Linked DNA regions of Mus musculus: region 1 is linked to region 2. The links are chromatin contacts, found by Hi-C or POLR2A ChIA-PET in ENCODE. All regions are on one chromosome and are shown on one strand. The core of a region is the stretch at or near the end of the contact, and the rest is flanking DNA. Distances in the headings are between cores, read along the strand shown.

Region 1 (2,969 bases), core at 197-2,696, 35 kb before region 2:
CTTCTAGCCAGCGTGCAGTGAAATTTTGAAACCTTTCTTTCTGGCTGCCGAAGTGCCTCCCCACCAAGTTCTGCAGAAGCCCAGCCACCCTGGAACCCCCTCACCTTCTCTTTATTTTCCTACCAAAAAGTGAATGCCTCTTCTTTGGGGCTGGAGGGAGAGAGATGCTTCAAGTGCACCCCCCCGCCCCCGCTAGCCAGCTATTCAGATGCAGGTCTCATAATTTGAACTGTGTTACTACCAGTTCTCTCTCCCTATACCTTCTCATTGGTTCCTGACTTACTTGTGGGACAGCAAAGCAGCTGAATTCGCTCTCTGCAGAGAGGCCCTTCTGTAGGCTGCCTGTCTAGGTCAGTGGCTTGTCTACTTAGTTTTTCCTCTTAGCTCCAGTGGCCCCAGGGTCACTTTGCCTTGCATGGCTTGTAATATGAGCCAAAAATGTGGATGGAGCTGGAGTCCCAGCTTGCAAGCCAGCTCACGTTGTTTTCTGACCCATGAAAGTGAGGTCTGAGCAGTGTGGTTTTCCTGTGGGTGATCTGCTGTCAGCACCAACCTTGCCCCTCTGAGGACTCACACATTTGGAAAGGCCCAGGCAAGCATACAGACACACCTGGGCAGGTCTGCTCCCTGCTTTGGTCCTGCATTGTCTGCTCCTCTGCACCAATGACCCTGGAAGGCATCCAAGTACTGCACCAAGCCCATGAGTCCATACCCACAACCGACATCGCCTTTATTCATCCGAGGACTCCTAGCAGGTATTTGGACCATGCACACCCTGTGTTCACTGGATCTCTAATGGATTTAGAAAACCACAGTGGTGAACAAGATGCACATTTACCTAAGACCTGCAGAACACAGCTGCTTTTTATCATGCATCTTTGTAAAATTATAGTTACTGCCTTGTGAGAAGGCTGTAAAATTTGACATTAACACGAGGCCCCCATCCTAGAAGAGTTGGCAGCGCTGTAGCTCACTGTAGAGGTGGGAGAAGGTGTGGAATTTAATGCTGAATGTGAGGCTGAAAAGACATAAGAATACCAACTTGATTGCTGCATCATTCTAGCTGGAGAGGATTTCTCTAGTTCTGAAAAACTGCAAAGTAAGGAGGAGGAGGAAGAGGAGGAAGAGGAGGAGGAGAAGGAGGAATTCTAGAGTCTAAAACCTCTTGGGGGAAGCATGCTTAACATATAATTGACCTTTTCCAAGCAAGATTGTGCTGGCTGCTAAATTCAAGGATGTCATTACCCCAGGATGCATGGAGACCTGGAGGGGACTGAGGCAGATTCTCAAGAGGTGCATCTTCTTCTCCCTCTCACCCCATCTCCACCCCCCCAATCCTCCAGCCTTTGCCCTCCTGTCCTTCCCTTATCTGGCTGGTCCTCACAGCAGTGTTGGCAGGTAGCTTCCAGCTGGGATGACTGCCAGGTTTCTAGATGCAGGAGCCAGGCTGCAGCTGTGTTGGCAGAGAAAGAGGAGGAGGAGGATGAGGATGAGGAGGAGGAGGAGGGGGAGAGGGAGGGGGAGGAGGAGGAGCTGGTGCAGCTGAATGAGATCCTGATTCTCCCCCAGGAAGCTCAGGATGTGTGGGGGGGGGGGCAGCTGCTGGATGCAGCACAGTGGCTAGCCGGAGGAGTAGCAGTAGCAAGCTGTGCTGCATCCAGCTGAACACAGCAACAGTAACCACAAGGAAGAGGTCTCGGCCATACCGGAGCAAAGGGGGAGGTGCAAGCTTTGTTTTAAACAAGACTCAGGGCACATGTGGTTGTGAGAGACTAGGTGCTTGCCTAATGGACCCCTGACAGACAGATAGGGGAGGAGCTACAGACAGAAAAAGAATTTAAAAAACCGGCAAACTTGTGGTTTCTTCCTCACCCTCCTGATCTGAGATGAAGGCTGGATGGGCTTTTTCTCCTTTCAACAAGTCTCGTTCTCTCTCTCTCTCTCTCTCTCTCTCTCTCTCTCTCTCTCTCTCTCTCTCTCTCTCTCTCTCCCTCCTCCTCTTTTCATCATCTAAGCTGACCAATCCAAATTAGTGGAACCCAATTAGTGGAACCTTCCGAAGCCACTGAAAACACTTAAACCCCCAGCCCTCAAGGGAGAAAGTGGATTTTGTTCTTTCTGTGCTCAGCAAGGAATCTGACATTGTTCCTATTTTTTAACTCTTTACTCTTTGGGGAACATTAACCTGAGGGAGACATCTACATGGTAACATTTGGGGAAGAAGCCATCTTCGTTGTCAGAGTAAAGGTGACCCGGGAATGTAGTCCCCTGCATTTTGGGTGCAGAATACCTTATTCTTTCCTCAAGAAATTGGGGGAGTCGTGATGAAGCAATGTAGTGGTGGGGGTTGCAAGGTTCCCCTAAAATAATCTCAACCGATCTCTAACACTTTAACAAGCATTAATGTTTGATTTATTAAACTGGTGGCAATGGGGTCCTTTGCAAGTCTTTATGCTTTAATGTCACTGTGGAAAGCAAGGCAGGGCTGTCCTTCCCCTAAAGGATCCCATCGGACTCCCAGAAACTACAGGCTTGTTACTTTATTTGGTAACAGGCCTGCCTACCTATGATTGAGGAATGTTTTTCAAAGATTCATTTTATTTTCATTTCTCTCCTAGAACCTCTGAAAAGGGGTGTGACTGGTGTTATCGTGACGTCAGCAGTGACGTCAGCTTAATGAGCCCTACACTGGGTCCTCAGCACTAACCCTACACTGGACAGGAACTATTGTAGTCACTCAGATGATGGAAAGGTCAAGGCAATAGTAAGGAAATTAATTCAACCACAGACAAATGAGGTCAGATTTGTAAAGTTTTGTATTTCAATTCGGATTCCAAATGATTCCACTTAGAATGACCTTCTGACAGTAGTCAGTATGTGCATATCTGTGAAACTGCCCAAGTATTATGGGACTTTTATATTTTCTTAGTTCCTCTTCTTAAAAGAAGTTTCCAGCCGGGCGTGGCGGC
Region 2 (3,039 bases), core at 369-2,868:
TCTTGGCCTCCATTCAAGGTTTGGGCTTGGATGATGTGCCTGAAATCCAAGCCTAAAGCATTCAATCAGGAAAGGCTGGGATCCAAAGTTACAGCGTGGGTGAGCCCAGAGGATGCCAGCTCCAGCACCACTTACCTGTCAGGCCTGATTAGGGACTCAGCCTCCAGGCAGACAAGCCTGAGGTTAAAATCTGGCCTGCCATTTTCACGCTATGAGATTTTAGGCAGTTTGTACACAGTGTCTTTGCGATTCATCTTCTTCTGTAAAATAAGACTGTTAGTAATAACCCCAGTGTCATGAACTGTTAAGAGAATTAACATGAACGGTGTTTATTTATAAGCAGTAGTCTTTTCTCACTTATGTGTGTATGGTTTTGCTCAGAAAACAGGAGCTTTTTAAAAAAAATAATTAATTATGTTATTTATTTACATCCCCCACTCCTGGTCCCCCCTCGCAGAGTTCTTGCCTGATCCCTTTGTCCCTTTACCTCTGAGAGGGTGCTCCCCCCCCCCAGTATCCCTGCACCCTGGGGCATCAAGTCTCTACAAGATTAGGTACATCCTTTCCCACTGAGGCCAGACAAGACAGTCCTCTGCTACATATGTGTCAGTGGCTTTGGACCAGCCCATGTGAGCTCTGTGGTTGGTGGCTCAGTCTCTGGAGCTCACCAGGGTCCAGGTTAATTGACACTGTTGGTCTTCCTATGGGGTTGCCACCCCCTTCAGCTCCTTCAGTCCTTCCCCTAACTCTTCCATAAGGGTCCCCAACTTCAGTCCAATGGTTGGCTGTAAGTATCTGCATCTGTCTCAGTCAGCTGTTGGTGGATCCTCTCAGATCCTGCTAGGTTCCTGTGTGTGTGAGCACAACATAACATTGGTAAGAGTGTCAGGGATTGGCCCTCACCCATGGGATGGATCACAAGTTGGGCTGGCCACTGCCCGCCATTCCTTCAGTCTCTGATCCAGTTTTGTCCCTGTATTTCTTTTAAACAGGAGTGATTTTGGATCAAAAGTTTTGGAGAGGAGTTGGTGTTCTCATGCCTCCATCGGGGGTCCAAAAACAGGAACTTTTAATATCAAGTGCATCATTTTAAAATCGCAATAGACAAACTGAATAATCAGATGTACTGAATTGTCGGGGGGGGGGCGGGCAAGAATAAAGCCATAAACCACGATTAGAGATGGAGATGGTGAAGTCCGCATACTGACCCTTCAACAAGGAGAGAACTCTACCCAGATGGTTTGGAAGAAGCTCTGACATTCAGCTCACCCTCGACTGTTCAGTCAATAATGTCCCTCAGCTTTGCCTGGGTCCTGATGAAAACATGCCAACTGGGGCAGCTCTCTAAGAGGTAGGGGTCTAAGGAAGGGTTAACCACCCCAGAGCAGAGGGGGGCAGGCCAACACGTTCCCAGGCAGCTATGTTTATCTTGTGTTTTGAGCACCTGACTCAAGCTGAGTAAGAGGGTTTATTTTCTCACTTGGAAAGTTTTCAAAACACCAAAAGGATTTGGTTAAGAGGGAAATAACTCCACTCCAGCTAAATCTTTTTCACTGGCCAAATGGGGCAGGCAGAAAAAAAAAATCAGAAATCTGCTTTGGGCAGTACACAGAGTCATTCAGGGGACGTGGTCATTTGTTTATCAGCAGCCAGCAGCTTCCTGCAACCAGCCGCAGCTGCTGCTCTGCAAAACGATGTCTTTTCATTTTCGGAGAGAGAAGTGCTAAGCGTCACGTTCAGGCAAAGCAAATGACAAAATATTTGACTGCCTTTCTCTCCTTTTGGCTATTTTTACCCCTTGCAGGCTTCCCTGACAGCATCTCGCTTTTTATTCTGGCTCTTGCTTAGCAGTCGTGGTGTGAGTGCTGTCTTTCAGTGTTCTCAGGAGATGCTGAGACCCCGAAGCAACGTGGACATGGTGGGACCACCTCTGTGCTGGGCTTAAAATGGCCTCCTGTTCTGTGGGAAGGCCAATGGCAATCAGGAAAGGGGAAATGGTCAATTCCTTGAATGCTTGCTCACCGGAAGCCAAGCAGAGCATACCTGCTACTCACTTCCCCAGTAAAGGTCTCTACAAACACACTACCACTCCTCAGTTTGAAGGATAGAGATTTTGTTTTCTTAGCTGAGAATAAAACCTGATATTCCATACTTGATTGATTGATTGATTGATTGATTGATTGATTGAATCAGGGTCTTGCTATGTACCCCAGGCTGGCCTGGAATTCATCTTCCTGCCTTTGGTCTTCTGGGTGCTGACATTACAGGCATGTGTTGCCATGCCTGTCAAGATCCCATGAACAGCCTCATAATGTCCCCTTATATAATCTAGGTCAGCTCTCTGTAACATTCTCACCAGCCTGTCCATTGCTTTCTTCATGAAAAGTTACTGTAATTATCTTGCTACTGTGCCTTAATCTATTCATCATTCATTCATTCATGGGTCAAACAACCGATTCCTGTTATGAGTGTAGGGCTGAGAACAAAATGGAATGAGTCCCAGTTCGTAGCATCAAGGGGGATTACTGCTCACTCCAAGAAACTGGAAGGTAAGCAAGCAGGAGATTTGCAAAGAAATGTCCTAGAGCCAGGAAAACTCCTCTGCCATGGACATAAGAGGATGCCCTCTCTCTTGGCTCCCTCTGTGTGAGCCGCCTTCTCCTCTTCCTTTGCTAATTCCCCTGTAGGGTTGGTATGTCTCCTGCCATCTCCCTCACTGTCCTGCACACCACATTTCTCATGCCCCAAATTCTTATCCCATATCACAGAGGACAGACTCATTTATGCACGCACTGCTTATTCGTCTAGATGTCTTTCTCATGAGCAGCCTTTCACCGAGTACATCAATGCTAATTCTTTAAAGCTAATTCTTTAAAGTCTCTTCTTTTACTTGGAGCGCATTGTGAAGATTATAATCTACAAAGAATACTAAAATGGGGAAAGATTCCCTGGGCCTAGCTTCGTACTCATTTTTATTCGTCTGATTTATGGAGTTGATAGGTGAGGCAATGTTCTCATCTACTCTGTACCGGGGGTGTG

Evidence for each region. A loop is a pair of places that touch in the nucleus more often than their neighbours do. ChIA-PET counts read pairs that join two places held with the same protein, here RNA polymerase II (POLR2A).
Region 1: a loop to region 2 is called in a map of heart, with 2.2 times the contacts of the local background. The contact joins two enhancer-like sites. A Hi-C loop is called at or near these places in 5 of 37 maps with a recorded cell type or tissue (T-helper 17 cell, heart and left cerebral cortex). POLR2A ChIA-PET finds 5 or more read pairs at or near these places in 1 of 5 experiments (embryonic stem cell).

Annotation. Positions count from the first base shown.
Region 1 is chr14:48,329,853-48,332,821 of GRCm38, reverse strand. No RefSeq gene overlaps it. Among named protein-coding and RNA genes, the nearest start is that of Tmem260, 120 kb to the left of the region's middle. Within about 2 kb of position 1,446, at least 2 of the 3 ENCODE cell types and tissues checked have a DNase peak (open chromatin) inside an H3K27ac peak, as active enhancers do; they include heart and left cerebral cortex, where a contact is called at or near this core.
Region 2 is chr14:48,294,564-48,297,602 of GRCm38, reverse strand. No RefSeq gene overlaps it. Among named protein-coding and RNA genes, the nearest start is that of Gm52144, 90 kb to the right of the region's middle. Within about 2 kb of position 1,618, at least 2 of the 3 ENCODE cell types and tissues checked have a DNase peak (open chromatin) inside an H3K27ac peak, as active enhancers do; they include heart and left cerebral cortex, where a contact is called at or near this core.